2 separate regions of the Mus musculus genome follow, and region 2 is linked to region 1. Evidence: chromatin loops called from intact Hi-C (ENCODE). Cell type or tissue: heart. All regions are shown on one strand.

Evidence for each region. Peaks named below come from ENCODE experiments on the same cell type or tissue, not always from the same donor. Only the 100,000 strongest peaks of a DNase experiment are listed, where the experiment ranks them.
Region 2: it touches region 1 in a loop (6-fold over the local background); 8 of 42 quality-filtered maps call a loop at or near these places.

What each region holds. Positions count from the first base shown.
Region 1 is chr2:79,262,105-79,270,104 of GRCm38, forward strand. The region is part of intron 2 of Itga4 (integrin alpha 4); the gene reads left to right. Among named protein-coding and RNA genes, the nearest start is that of Itga4, 11 kb to the left of the region's middle. In heart, a CTCF peak has its summit at 3,732 (motif pointing left); no DNase peak of the experiment used is centred here.
Region 2 is chr2:79,082,602-79,090,601 of GRCm38, forward strand. No RefSeq gene overlaps it. Among named protein-coding and RNA genes, the nearest start is that of Gm35748, 36 kb to the right of the region's middle. In heart, a CTCF peak has its summit at 4,542 (motif pointing right); no DNase peak of the experiment used is centred here; H3K27ac peaks cover 469 bases.

The DNA of each region.
Region 1 (8,000 bases):
ATTGTGCTGCAGGGAGCTGTGAATGGGGGATTACAGAGATTATCTCTGGAACTCATTGTGGCTATGAACAGATCCTATGATGTGAATCATAGGGAAGTTATGTCTTCAGATTATATATTTAACACATAGTAATGGTATGATGAGTACTTCGGAATCAATGAGTCAAGATTAAGAATAGTATAACAAATATAGACAAATTCTGCTACTGGAGATAAGTTCCTAACTAGGACAGTAGCAGGTTGTGCAGAAGTTTAGAGGATAGATTCAGAAACAGTACTTTTTGAATAAGTAACAGGGTCAAGAAGAAATGATCAAAGATATAGTTAATGGTGGTGTGTACACCAAAGGGGTAGAACAGCAGGTATTCTGGGAAAGCCTTGTATTTCATTGGTATGAAATCTACTTCTACAGAAAAATAGACATCTATGAGTTAGATGTCTACTTGTAATGACAGAGAGAAGTCCGTTCCAGTAAGTCAGAGTCAAGATTGATTGCCATAGAGGGCACAGTCAAAGCCATATGGATGAATGAGCTTAATCTGCAAGCTGTAGGGAAGAGAATCAGAAGACCAAGGATAGAAACGAGGCTTTCTACAATTAGAAAAGGGCCTAGAATAGGGTTACTCAATTCCATTTCAAACTTAAACCATGAGTGTTTAAGAATACCAGTTCCAGTGGCCCTGTATTGAATTAAGTCTCTAGAAGTCTGTCCAAGAAAGGAAGGAGTTTCCAGAGGTCCAAGGATGATTTCAAGGTTTATATGTGGTTGGGGACCACTGGGGAAGATAGGAAGGGACTCATAAAGAGAGAGCCAAGAAGGCAGAAAGAAAATCATGTGCACCTGGCATCGGGGAAGTCAGAGGATAAGAGGGTTTAGAAAAAGGGCAAGTGACTGGAGGTGTGAAAAGACCCTAGACATCCCAAAGATAAGAACTCAGGTAGTTTCGCTGAGTTAGAGAAAAATCTGCTCATCAATAACCTTGGGAAGACCTTAAATGTAATCTTAAATGTAATCTTAACTGGTGGACACTGTAAAGTCTAGAATGAGAGCAAGCGATAATAATCCTTCCTACTTGCTCTTCCTTAAACCCTTTGGCCTGCTGTGTCTAATAAATAAAGTTAAAATAATAATATATTATATATAAAATAATAATAAAATAAGACTGAAAACCTCAGTGAACTCAGTCTAGATGATAAGAGACGCAGGATAAGTGATTCATTAATGATTTTAGATATACATTGGCAGGGACAAATGTCAGGTACATCTGATAGGCTTTCTGGAATGGGGGGAACTGAGGAGTAAGCTGGTTTTCTTTGGTTTGATGATCACACAGGAAGAACTCAATATGAACCAAATGAATGGAGTTAGTGGGATTTTACAGGCTTTGTTGCCAATCTCAGCTTTCCCCCAATGAGACTGCATTAGCAGTAGGTTGGAAGCGATTGCCTTAAAAAGCACAAAGTTTCATAAATAGCTCCTTTGTGGGGAATCAGAACATTGAGCTGAGTTTATAAGTGACAGGACCGGGCTCAGTAATATCCATGTTTCTTTTGATGTCCTTAGTTTATATCTACCTTTTTCAATTATGAGCATTCTTTTTCAATTTTCAAACACTGTAATTCATAATGAATATGTTCAGAAAGAATACAGCATACCTATATTCAGACACCTTTATTTGGGAGGGTGGCTACTTCCATGAAGTGAATTAGCTATATTCTTTTCAAATTACACCTTGGACTAGAGAGAGGTCTCAGTCCTTGATGGCTAGGCTCCAATCACAGCTGATATATAGAAAACACGTCAGCTTACAACATCTGTGAAACTTTGGTAGCAGGACTTTACTCTTGGCTCAGGCACTATTTTCCTATGAATGTTTTCTACTGGACGTTGTATCTGATAACTTCTGTGTGCCAGTCATCGTTTCTGCAATGCTTTAGTCTACCTAGCCTCTCACCTTCCTGCAGAGAAATGCCTCCTGATATCTTTAATTCCTCACCCTGGTGTGTGCCTTCACTGGCAGGGACAATGTGGCAAGCCCTCACTGAGTTCCCTTAAACCTTCCTATCTTCCTGACCATCTATAGTTTCTTTTTTTCTCTATTTATTTTACCTGTGAACTGTAAAATAGGAGCATAACATTTTCAACATTGGTTACTCTAGTTTTAAATGCAAGCATGTTTCTTCAGATTAATTTTCTATTTAGAATTTTGAATTATCTTGCTTGTGTGAGTAAAGGCACTTGTTGTGTTGACTAACAGGAGGTAGAGACAGGATAACCAGCTGAAGGCTCCTGGGACAGCATTTGCATTTGTAGACACACACACACACACACACACACACACACACACACACACACACGCACGCACACATGCACACATGCACAGATACAGGCACATACAAATAAATACATAAAAAATTTAATTATTCAACTTTCCATAAGTTTTCCAAATGAATCTTTAAATCTAAGAAACTACCTGAAAACTATGAAAGTAGATTTTTTTTCCTTTATTATTTTCTAATGTTGGAGACAAATGTCACTAAATTTTATCACTAAATTATTTTAAAAGTAGATTTAGTACAGAATTGGATTGTTAGGAATGCCAACATTTGAATAGCTGACCTGGAGAGCTGGTTGCTTGTGTTGACCATTTCTTTCCAGCTCCATGCACCCACTAGGAGTTAGTTGTATGTCCTTTAACAAGTGGTCGGTCTCCCTTTGTTAAAGGCACTTCATATTTGATGTTGACTTTTATGATAATGCCTACTTCAAGAATACTTAGAAAAAAATAATTAATACATGTGTTTACAGCTATTAAATCTATGCTGGTACAAAAAAAGATGTAGTAAACAAGAAAGTTATTTTTACCAAATATACCTATTGGAGTACATTTTCTCTTATAGCTCTTACAAGGAGTTGTATGAGTTTTCTAGAGGATTTTGAAGAAACTTGCGACTAAAAGACCTGTAGAGACCCAGATCATAGAATGAGGTCTCCACAAGTCACCTTGTTTTCTACAGTTCTGAAGCTTTAGAATAATTCAGGATCAAGTCACATCTATGAAGTTTCACGCCTACATCATGGTGCTAGTAATTGTGATGTGAAACATTTAGAATAGAATAGTATAGAATTAGAAGAGAACAAAATTAGAATAGGGATGGGATGGCATGGCATGGCATGGCATAGCATAGAATAGAGTAGTGAAGAATTAGAGGACTTCAATATCTGGCTTTATACTTTTTTGTGGATTATAATTTTTTTTCATACATATTGATCATGCTTGCTAGCCAATATCAGATTTTGCTAGCCATCCTAAGATCACATTTAAAGACCTCTTCTTAACTGAAGGAAAACATTTGATAGTGTTTTATCATTTTGACATTTAATTTTATCTTTTCATTCTTGCTTGGCTCTAGATTTGCAGGAGGTTGGACATTTGGTGCTTTTCCTGTCCTGTGCCACCTTCAAAATGCCAGAGCTATGGTTTCCATTTCTCTTCATCATTTGTCAATATAAATTGCTATTGAGTTCCCACATCACTGCTATCTTTTAGAAAGATCACCACCATGTTTAATTAGATGTGTGAGAAAACCGCATGTTTTAATCATAGAATGTATGATATAATGAATGGATTAACAGTACTTATGGTCTAGTAGAACAAACTAAATGTAAGGGCCATTTGGGTTAGAGCTGAAGACTGTTGCTGAATCTCATGGCACTGTGGGCGCCCCCTGGTGTCTAAATTGAAACCAGCAGAATGCACGTTCCGTGAGTGGAAGCATTTGTCATTTATTGAACACCTACTAAGCACTAGGAAGCCTTGTACACACAGGCATAAGTTCCCATAATCTCCAACTTTATGTACTGGTGCATTTTATAAGCTGTTAATTTATCTGTCACTTTAGTTCCAGGTGATTTCTTTTCTTTTTTTTTTTTTTTTGAACTCAGCAAGCAGAATATATATATGTATGTATGTGTGTGTGTGTGTGTGTGTGTGTGTGTGTGTATGTGTGTGGGTGGGTATATATGTGTGTGTATATATAATGTTTAAATATTAAATATGCTTGGATATATGTTAGATAATGGAATTTTTATTATTTTCACTCAGCAGTTATTACTTCCTTTAAAAAGTTACCTTAAATTAGTGACTCTGTAGAACATAGGACAAAGCAGGAGTTGTTCATCTTCTATGATTAATTAAGAAAGTAGAATGGGAGCCAGGCATGGTGGCGCATGCCTTTAATCCCAGCACTCAGAAGGCAGAGGCAGGCAGATTTCTGAGTTCGAGGCCAGCCTGGTCTACAAAGTGAGTTCCAGGACAGCCAGGGCTACACGGAGAAACCCTGTCTCAAAAAAAAAAAAAAAAAGTAGAATGGGCAAGTTTTAAATGTATGTTTATCTTGCAATAGAATAGAACTTCAAATTTAAAAGGCAAAAGTAACATATAAAGGAAGGGCTTTTGTTATTTTTCTGAAACCGGAAAGCATGCCAGGAGTGCTTGAAGGAGCAGATGAACTTTTTTACAGTCCAGAAAGTCAGCCTGAGTGCCCCTACCACATGTCTGCTAGGGAATCCACAGAAGAGTGACGCAGGTGAGCAAACCACACACACCATTTCACCAAAAAGTCCCAGCCTTCCCCAGTGCAAAGCACATCACTCAAGTCCTCAAAGGTCTAGAAAGAGGACTGACCTTTCCGTTGGGTCCTTATTTCTTCAGTGGAAATGCCCCAATACTGAAGAAGGTGCCTAACAGGGAGGGAAGGGCCAGGGCAGGACAGGGGTTAAGAAATGGAGAATCTTCATGAACAATACAAAGTTGACTTTTCATGAGTTGTGTGATGAATTTCAGGCCAGCTTGAGTTACAGTGAGACCCTAACGTTTAAAAAAGCTGATTTTACAATCTGGGCAGATTTGTTATATTTTACACACTCTCAGATGGAAAAACAGACTTAGGATGTAAAATTGAATTCAGTTAATTCACATAGCTGAATATTTGTAGAGTTCTATGGTAGATGTTTTAGAATTGTGGGAAGCAACTTAAATATCAATTTTTAAAAATTGTAATCTTTTGATTTATTGGCTTCATAGATTTGGGCAGGTTCTTGACTTAGTTTAAGACTCAGTGACTCAGTTTTGGAGGCTGGTAAGATGTCAGATGACAAAGTGTTTTCTGTGCAAGCATGAGGCTCTGAGACCAACCCCCAGCATCATGTGAAAGCCAGACATGGTAACAAACCTCTGATCTCAGCACTGGGGAGGTGGCGACAGGGTCCCCGGATATCACTGGCCAGCCAGTCCAGCTAAATAGATGAACTCTGGGTTTTGTGAGGGATTCTACCTCAAAAACCACAGCAGAGAGCAACTGAAACACCTCCTGTGTTGACCTCTAAATACACATAAGCATTAACCAACGTGCACACACCTGTAAACACAATTTTTCACATTCACATGAATCAATTTTCCTATGACTAAAAGGATTAATAATGCATTCTTCTGGCTTTACTGTGACAATAAAACAGTGTTCACGTTGAGGCTTCCCATAAAGTGATGGCTACATATACAAGAGGATTCTGCTATGATCTACATGCATCTTAGTGTTTAACCAAATCCTTAAGATATATTGACAATACCATCATCTAATGTTCACATATGTCCTATATCCTGTTCTTGCCCAAATACATCACACTTGTCTTGTTCTGTATGGGAACAACACAGATCCTAACTGACTTAACCATTTTAAGTCATGCTCCTCCCAGACACACATGGAAAAATCTGCAATTTCAATCTGCTATTTCCTCCATTCTATTTGTTACTACGTCTTAAAGCTCAGGGAAATAGTATTGTGAAAGAAAATCAGGGGGCACAGAAACAGAGTGACTCTTTCTTCCATCCCAGTCTGGTGAAAACATTATGGTCTTTTGTCATATCTAATGAGGAATTTTTATGGTGGCATAATGTATTTCAAAATCCCTCTTCACAACTGTGTATCAAGTACCTTCCTGCTATCTGAGCAGCAGTGTTCTACGCTGCCTGAGTGCTACTGTCAAAACACAACCAGTCTCTCCTCCTTGAGGAGATGTAGAAGATTGTATATCTAGCACTCCATTGTCCAGCTAGAGTGTGCAGTGAACAGCAAAACAAAAGGGGAAGAGGTGTGTTTAAGAAGAGTACCCAGTTAGCTTTGTACTAGCAACTTATTTTTGACCATTAAGAATTTTAAGTTTCACTTACATATGCTGGTAGAAATCATTAGTTTGAGATTTAAAACTAACACGCACACACACATATCCTATTTTCTTCTTCAATTTGAAAAAAATAAGACTGGGCTTAATTCTTGGACTAAGAAGGATGGTTTTTAATATTTTTTTCCTTAATTTGTACTGGGGAAATGCAGTCAACTGTGCCACAAATTAGCCATTCTAGTGCAAAAGAGTGGAAAAACATCAGATGCTAATTTCTGCTGACCTCTTTTGTTTTCAACCATGTAAAATACTTTTTCAATCATGGAACTGAGATTTGATTTGCTAAAAGTTTAGCTTGGTAATGTATAAGCTGACTTGAAAATGGGAATATAAATCACTGCAGCATGACATTGGGTAAAATAAAATATGGATTTCTTTTTTTATGGTCTTGTCAAGGACATTCAGGAAAATTAGCTTTCTTGTGACAGTCTTTGCAAATGTCACCTCTGTCAAAATGAATATCAAATTTCTTCATGAAGAAAATATGTTTAGTATTTAATTGCCTACTCTCATTACCTAGCTGAAACCCAACAGGACAGATCTTTTATTACTATTTTGAAAGCAATCTAAGTTTCCCAGTAATTAGACAGGAAAGGGCCTGCCCATCTACATTGTTGAAACAGTTGTTCTTAAACCCAGCTTCACCCCCAAATACAGTCATCTGGGAGATATTTTTGAATGCTGATGGCCTGGTCTCCCCACAACCCATCAGCCTTGGGTTTGAGTACTCGTGGTGGGGGAGGGGCACGGGAGGTAGTTGGTATTTGTTTAAAATTCTCCTGGGTGATCTCAAGACCATTCAACTCCTTCACACGGAACAGTAGATTTACAAGCACAGAGGCTGAGGGAAGGAACTCTCAACGGTCTAAGAAAAGCATAAGATGGGGCCATCTTGACTCTTCTGCTGAGATTTTTCTGGCATTCCCAAAGAGAAGAGAAAGTGTTCCAGAAATCAAGGAAGTTCCAGAACTGGAGTGGTGACTTGCAGACTATTCCTGGAACTAATTTTGCCTAGTAACACATACTGAAAGCCTCTCTGTATTGTGGTTGAAGTTGAGGATTGTCTCAGTGGGAAGCAATGTCAAGAAGCAAAAAGAAGAAATAATCACAATGTGTAGATGTGTGGGTGTGAGTGTGTATGAAGGGAGGATGTGTGTATACATAAGTGTATGCCTGTTAAAATAATTCCTCACAATTTTATTATTTTATGAATTTTCTTTATGGCTTCATAGTCGTACTTTTGACCCATTTTGAATCAAGACATGTAACACAAATAGAAGACTGATTATTGTTTTCCATTTATGAAGTTCAATTTTTAGCACATATTTCTGGGTTTTGGGTTGGGATGGGATGATGGCTAATAAGATTTGGGTTTGGCCACAATGAAGATGAATAAGGTCTGTGCTGAACCATAGAAGCAGAGCAGAACGGCTGCAAACAAATGTATGCAGCTAATCCCAGTCAAAACAAAGTCCTCCTTCCTACTGGTTACTATTCATCATCGTTTCTTCCCAGCGATCACAGCCTATACCATTAAGAGCTCTTGACTTCTAAGGTTGAGTCTTTTCTGTAAAGTAGATAAGTGATATACATTATATCGTTTAATATATACACACACTATGTAAATATATATATATATTTAAATTACCACAAATCAGAGGCCTATAAATTAGACAGTATCTGTTGTTGATACCACATAATAACACATGTGAAAGACTGTGTCTAGTCTGACTTAACCCCAGCCTCCACATGCCCCATTC
Region 2 (8,000 bases), 180 kb before region 1:
ATGTATTCCACGGCCTTCTAGAGAAGCAGAGGTGGTGGCTTCTGGAGAGACTGGGCTACACTCAACCTAAGGCTCTTCCAAGGCTCATTTTGGGCCTGAATAACCACTGATAATAAAAGATAAAGAATTTTCTGGTGTCCCTATGTGAAGTAAGAGATAAAAAGTGGCTAGCCCAGGTCAAGTCAGTTTGACTGGGCTTTTCTGGGATTTTACTTGGATTCTGGTGTTAGTTATTTGATCTGTAAACTCATCCTGTGTCCCCTACCACTTAAGAGTAATTCTAAGAGTTAAATAAGTTATTATAATTAACACTTGCCACATCCTAAGAACAGCACTCAGTATACAGTTGTTTTTTACTGCATTGTTATTTTGGGAAATAGGGGAGTGTAGGTTAGCTCCAATGTTGCTATTCTTTCTTCTTAACTTCAGCAAGTCTACCTGACCGCTGGCTATGCTCCAGAGATGAACCGTTGTATGCGCATCTGGCATTAGTGAGCCCATGCAAGGAAGGTAGCTTTTAAAATATGGTTTCCTTCTAAACATTCTGTCCTTATTTAACACTACAATGGATAAGAATCAACTTTCTACCGGAGACTTCTGAGCCAACACAAACAGTTTATTATAAATAAGCCCATGGAGCCTTCTACCTTTCTGTAAAATGGACTTTAGTGGCATGCTCATCTGATCTCCTTTTTGCTATGTCCCCTAATCAATCAAGCCAAGTACTATTCCCATACTTCCCAAATTCTTTGTGACTCATTCTTATTTTATATTTACCTACAATATACCCTTCCTTCAACCTGACAAAAGTTTCCTTTCCTAGGCCTGGCTTACAGGGATCCTAGAGATCTTACAGGGTCTACAGAGCCTTCTATTGTTTTCCTCAGTCAGCAGTGGGATGAACTGATGAACGGCCCTGCAGTTATAGGTACCTCTTCTGTTGGAGCAGCTTCTTCCCTTGAGTGCCAGCCCTGTGAGAAGGTACAGATATGGGAGCTGAGTTGCAGTCGGACAGGACACTCCTTGCAGAAGCTTTCCTTGTGTCCTGCACAGAACAATTGTTTAAAAGCTTATGTGCAAAAGTAAATGGGATAGAGGGAATTTTTTGTTTTGTTTTGTTTTTGAGACAGGGTTTCTCTGTGTAGCCCTGGCTGTCCTGGAACTCACTCTGTAGATCAGGCTGGCCTTGAACTCAGAAACTCACCTGCCTCTGCCTCTGCCTCCCAAGTGCTGTGATTAAAGGCGTGCACCACCACTGCCCAGTGGGAATTTTTTTGAGAAATTTAATGTCTTCAGTTCCTTCCATCTCTGACCCCATTCCTCAGCCCAGCTGTATTTTGCCTGGATTCTCTGTTCCCAGGTTCTGATTAAACAATGCCTAAGTAAGGAATTTCTAGGAAACAGATCATAAGTGGGAAACATTTTCACTATTTATTTTGTTGTTAACTAAAAGCAAGTGAGTTTTAAAATTAAAGCCAACTACTATAGCTATTAGAATAACTTTAATTGGCCATTAAACATGTGCATGGGAATAAAAACTCTCCAAAGTGCACTGAGAATTATGTCACCTGACATTGCCCTTTCCCCCCCTAACCACCAAGGGAATTGAATGAGTCAAAAAGAATGAATCAACTTTCTAGCATCCTTTTCCCACACACAGAATGCCTTGCTTCTTCAGAAGTGTGACACCCAAAAGCTCAGGGCACATACACATACAAATAAAATAAAATGTTACCTCTCCTTTTTCCATTCATAGATACGATGGAAGCTGGTGATGTGAATCCCAGGGGGGAATATCATGATTTACTTGTTTTTATTTCCATGTTACAATAAAGATGATAGAAAGTGGTTGCAGATGATGTTTGTATTCAATGGGCCACAAAAGCTCTCCTGTATTTATCACTTGGCATCGGGGTTGCTGGGAGTGTTTGAGTACATACTAAATAATGTAGTGAGAACCATCCCATGGGGAGGAGCAGAGAGAAATGAGGAACCCAACCTTTTAGATTTGTGTTCCCATGACAGTGTGGCTACGCTACAGGCTTTAAGCATTTGGCCAATACATCCAGATTAAAAAAAAAAAGATTCTAAGTTGTAAATCTTCATTTCAGTTACAGCTAGTAAAATGGAAACTATCTGATAAAATAGAAAGATGAATGATCTCAGGTTAGAGTTCTGAATTTGTACGATCTAATGTTGACCAAGAGGACATAACGTAGCAGCAGCTCTGTGTAAATCAACAGCAAATGTCAAATGATTCTTTAAAACTGGTAGAGAAAGAATGCACATGAAGAGGCAAGACACTATCATACTAATGACCTATGTAGTCTGACCTTACATTCCCCAATGGCTAGTATGACTGGCTATGGGAATCCAAACTCCAAGAGAAGATTTCACGTCCACAAACAGAGCTGCATGGACCCTTTAATAGCATTCTTTACCTTTGTTAAAACTAGAATGTTTTCTCTCAATGATGGTATAAGCATAACCAGTCTTTTCAAATCTTTGCTTGCAGCCCTGTTCTTTCGAAAGGTAGGGCTGATAGGGAGACTGTTTCTTGGAATTGCTCTACCACCAGGTCCCAGATAGACACAGCTGGACTCCATTATGAAATGGGATACCTGGCTAATCAGCTTACAATATGGACTTGAGACTCGACTGCTATAACTCTGCTTGCAATCACTTGCAAGCATCTCAAGTAACCTGAAATAATCGATTTGTTTTGAAAACCAGTCCCGTGATTCCTTTCCCTGACTAAAATAGTAGTTGACATGGTGAGCAGGCTGCATTAGTCGTCTATTATCCAACGGAACCAGAAACACTGCGGAGACAGTCTTCATTATTTTTTCATGCTGAAATATAGTTCAGAAAAATACTAGTTCAGGCTCGGATCCACTGAGCTTAATGATTTGACAGCACTGTAAAGAGAAGACTCATATGGGTATATATGCCATCCTCAAACATTCATTCCTTCTATCTTGTTTTACTTTACCTGATCAGTCTGCTATAAACGTGCTATGTAAAGAAATGTAATTATATATAAAGCCTCTTAAAGTTAAGCTTCAATGTGAAGTCATTTGTTGTGTTTTTAAAAATTGTAAGTCTCACAGAATAGTCCTTACTTTCAATATGCAAGGATTTAGTGAGCCACTTCATGTAGGTCACTCTAGTTGGAGGAGTTAGCTCTGTCCTGAGACCTGAGAGAAAGAAGTCTTGGCTTTAACTCTTAGGTTCCTTCCCAGTAAGTTAGTAGAATACGACAAAGTCTCTTTTTCTCCTGAAACTTAAAGCACACATATCTGCTGTATAGACAGCATCCTTTCACTTCTGCAGACTCAGGAAATACCCACTCATTAGGCATTTTACTAGATCCTAGTGATGCATAGCTTGAATAATTATTCAGTTTTTTTTTTGTTGTTGTTGTTGGTTTTTTTTTTTTTTTTTTTTTTTTTTTTGAGACAGGGTTTCTCTGCATCACCCAGGTTGTCCTGAAGCTCACTCTGTAGACTAGGCTGGCCTCGAACTCAGAAATCTGCCTGCCTCTGCCTCATGAGTGCTAGGATTAAAGGCATGCACCACCATGCCTGGCTACAGCCCAGGATCTTATTCATTAGTGTAGACATGGTGCAGACAACAAGCAAGCATAGTAATCCAGGCACCAACACAAAGATTGTCGTAAATGCAGTTAGAGTCGACATGCCCAGAAATCAAAAAAGAAAGTGAATTTATTTTCCTCCTTTCATGGGTTTCCAAAAAGAAATGATTTTAATGTGGGTCAAAGACCAAGAAGAGAATGAACAGGTGTGGAATTCTGAGAGGGGCATAGGAAGGACCCTGTGTGACTGTTATAGAATGTGGGGGTGGAGCGAGCGAGAAGGAGAGCAGGTGTTCCTTTGCTGTCAGAATGTCACAACCATACCTCTGGATTCTAAGTCATGGTCATGCTTATCTACCCCAGCAAAGAATGCACCACACTAGTCAGTTGTATTTCCTTATGAAAACATGGGCTGCGTGTATGCACATGTGTGTTTTCTAAAGGCCTCCCAGTACTTAGTTTTATTATAGGTTTATCCAGGCTTTCAAATGTGGTAAGAGTTTTCATCTATCTTTATTTTCAATGTCTTTTTGGAAAGTGCCTTAGGCTACAGACTGGTGCTGGCCATCTAACCATCATTTTGAACATGATAGTCTGAATTCAAAAAATAGTATATGGTCCAGAGGCATATGATTTCAGTGTATAACCCTCATAATATTATCAGATGGATTCCTCTGACCTTATTCTGGTGTTCATGGCTTTGGAAATAAAGAAAGTTCTATGGAGGATTTGACTTAGGTCTTAAAAGGACAAAAAGAAAGTGATGGCTACCCAGGCCCCAGAAATTTCACAAATTATATATTCAAGCAAGAAAAGTCAGGGCAGGAAGCACAGAGCAAGATCAAAAGAATTGGGCCACTGGGTACAAAATCATGGCATCTGCCTGCACACTTGGGCTTTAGTCCATGGATACTTTTAGAGTAGCTGAATTTTGAGAACGTAGGACTATAGTGGTTAAACTGATCTGTAGAGGGCAGAAGGCTATAAGCAACATGCTAGAGAAGACTGAGAATAAGGAGTAACACTGGATAATATTTAAAGAGAGTACGAATGGAGAGAAGAAAAGACTTGGATTGTGGTGGAGGTCTTGAACACAAAGAGAAAGGGGAAAAGTAGAGATGTCTTCTGGAAGCATGTGCAGTTGGCAAGGAGCTGAAAGGGGAAGGGCTGTTCATGGTGGGCTGAGGCTTCGGACTAACCGAAGCTGTTTCCAGAAATAGAAAGTGGAAGCACCGAAGAACGAGGACAAGAATGTTCCGGGGAGAATATGACGAGTTAATTAGCTACACATAGGTAATGTAAGTAGGGATAATTGAGTGCTTATAAAATTAGATGTGTGGGTCAGAGGAAATTAAGCCTCCGCCAATGAACTGACATCTGTGTTCATTTCTCTTTTGGTGCTGACTGTTGTGGATTAGGACGAAAGGTGAATTGCAATCACCGAGTTTGTTTAGATCAAGCACAACATCATCCTTATCTGAATACCTAACTCTCTCCCTGCTTAGCCTCTGTTCATATCAATAGGCATTCTTACTGCAATCTAACTCGCTGTCTCCATGAAATCCCCAGCAAACAGAGAGTATCTGACTCCCTTTTTACTGCTGTATGACAGCTGGAAAAGGTTACTGGTTCTGAACCCAGATAGTTTCGGTCTCATTCTCCCGCTGAACTCCCATAATTAATCTTTTCCAGACTGACAATAATTCCACTGTCTCCATTTCAGAGAAACTCATGGTGTTTCTAACACTTCAGATAACTCATTACTGGGTTAGAAAGGAATGGCGATACTCCACCAGGCTTCTCCGGTTTCTCCGTGTGCTGTCAGGTCAATGCTCTCAGCACAGCTAAGCAGGGACAGATGGTGCCCATTCCCTCAGTGACAGAACCATCCAGCAATGTCAAAGGCATTTACATCCTTGAGAGAGAAATGTTTTATGACTAAAAGTTTCCCACCATGTGTACTTCAGGACACCGAAATGAAACTCCAGGAACAATTCATGTCCAATTATGTTAAACTTTAATTACATGAATCATTTAAAAATAAACTCAGTTGCTCTCTTCCGTTAGCAATTCTCCAGGGACCTTTTCTAAAAGGGCATTAGTGCACTTGACTTGAAGGTCTCTACAGTAATGAACATGTAAAACTCAAGATTGGACACATGTTCTACCATGAAGACACATACTTATACTACTGAAGAGAAAGTAGGGGGCAGAGGGAGAGCTGCTTAGGAAAGGGATGCCAGTCCAGATTGTAGGGACAAAGCTTTCTATTTCTTTAACTATAGTCCTTAACCTTTATGGATGACAAAGGTTTTTGTTTGTTTGATTTTGTAAATACAAACTCACAGACTCTGCTTAAATAACAGAAATCTGACATCTGAATGTAATAGAATAGGCCTGCAATCTCATCTCAAGGGAAGCCAAGACTGGAGGACTTGGGCTTTGAGGTCAGTCTGGGCTGCCTAGAGAGACCCTGTATCAACAAAGTCCAGTGAGACGATAGGGGAAGGGATAAATTTGAAGAGTCTGCTGATTTGCATTTTAGTCCCACATGATCTTTGCTAACTGACTTATTTTCTGAATCTCAGATCTCTCATAAAGAACAAAGATTTATGGCTAAGATCTCCCATGCTTCTGAAATGTCAACAGTATGATTTACCCAGATAAAAACAGTGAACCGATTGTGATATGACATAGTTTGCAGAAGTACATTTTTCTGAGGTTCAGCAGATAAAGTACTTGATAGTGAAACATGAGGATCTGAACTGAGATCACTCTTTTACTCTTAAAACATGCTAAGCATGACAGGGTGTGCTTGTAATCCCAGAGATGGGAGACAGAAACAGGAGGATTCCCTAGAGCTCACTAATGAGCCAATATGGCTTGACTTAAAGTTGGCAAGCTCTGGGTTCAGTGACAGTCCCTTTTCCAAAAATATTTGGGGAAAATGATCAAAAAACATGACTGGTATAGACCTCTGCCATCCATGGCACATATAGCTGCATGTGCATGTATGTTCTATACACATAAACACATATGTTAATTCTAGAACTAAGTTTATGTTCTAGAGTCAGAAATAATTAAAAATCCTGTAGTATTTTTGTCTTCTCCTTATTTGGAGATGACAGCAATTCTAATCTTGAATATATCAGAACTAGGAACACAGTTCCATATTTACCATGTTAATTTCACTTTCGAGTGTTTCTACCATCAAAGTTGTGTTAAGAGTTAAGCTATAGTTATGGTAAACAAAACATATGCATTGTATAGTTTGCAGTTACCCCTTATGGTTTTACCTTTATAGGTATATTTAAAGTACTATGGGATGAAGAGGGCCCAACAAGAACATTTTTAAGCCTCAAACACCCACAAATATAGCTGAAGTAAGCATCTTAGTTAATGGTAGCTTTATGACTAACCAAGGTGATCCATCCATCAGTCACCTGTTTGCCCGTTCCTTCCAAACCCATCTAATTTATATCAGTGTTGTGGTCTGATGTCTGAAAAGTTCACCGCATGCACACAAACTGCATTGGAGTGGTCATATAAAGAGTCCAAATCTAAATCATGAAGGAAGGCTGGAAATCAATGTTAATTTGTTATTTCAGTCCCTTTCTGTTGTGTTGAGAAGAAGATGCTGCATATAGGGTGGGAAGCACATGCAAGGCTAACCTTTATTCTCCTGTTGTAATAAAGGGGCATCCTTAGGGTGAGAGTTGGCTCTTGGTAACCAGAGGTAAGTACGAGGAACAGCCTGTGCTGTAATCTTGGTCAAGTACAGTCCCTAGGCTGTCTTATGCATCAGATTCCTCTTTTGAGTTCATAGCTGTCATATGATACTTTAATTTTAGATTCTTTGTTATGAAAATTTCCCTAACCATAGAAAAGTTGAAAAATGTTCTAATGTACTTTTCCAGCCACACCATCTGGATTCACATCTGGTGAGGGCCATCTTGTTGCGTTAAACCACCGTGGAGGGCATGGCATGAGACCGAGCAAGCATGGGATGCCATATCTGTGCTTCTTCTGACAAACCACTGAGGCCACCGTGGAGGCCCCACTCTTTATCCTCTTCTGACCCTCATTGCCTCCAGAGATCCATATTCTAACTCCCATGAGCATAAATTTAGAGTTATGTTTTCAGTATATAAACTTTTAGGGAGCACATTCAGTCAAGCCAGACCATTATTCCTTCCTACTCTGTCTTTTTCCAGCTTGTGCCTCAACCTGTCATGCAACACCCATTGGACAGCACTGCAATGCTGTAAGCATCTAGGGGCTTCTGTTCAAGAGCAGATCAGAGGAGGCCTCTTGTTTACAGTCAACTGCTGTGCGTCGTTAGGTTATGACAGTTGGCTCCTGTCAGAAAGACACTAGCTAATGTGACATGTGCAGTAAATTCCAC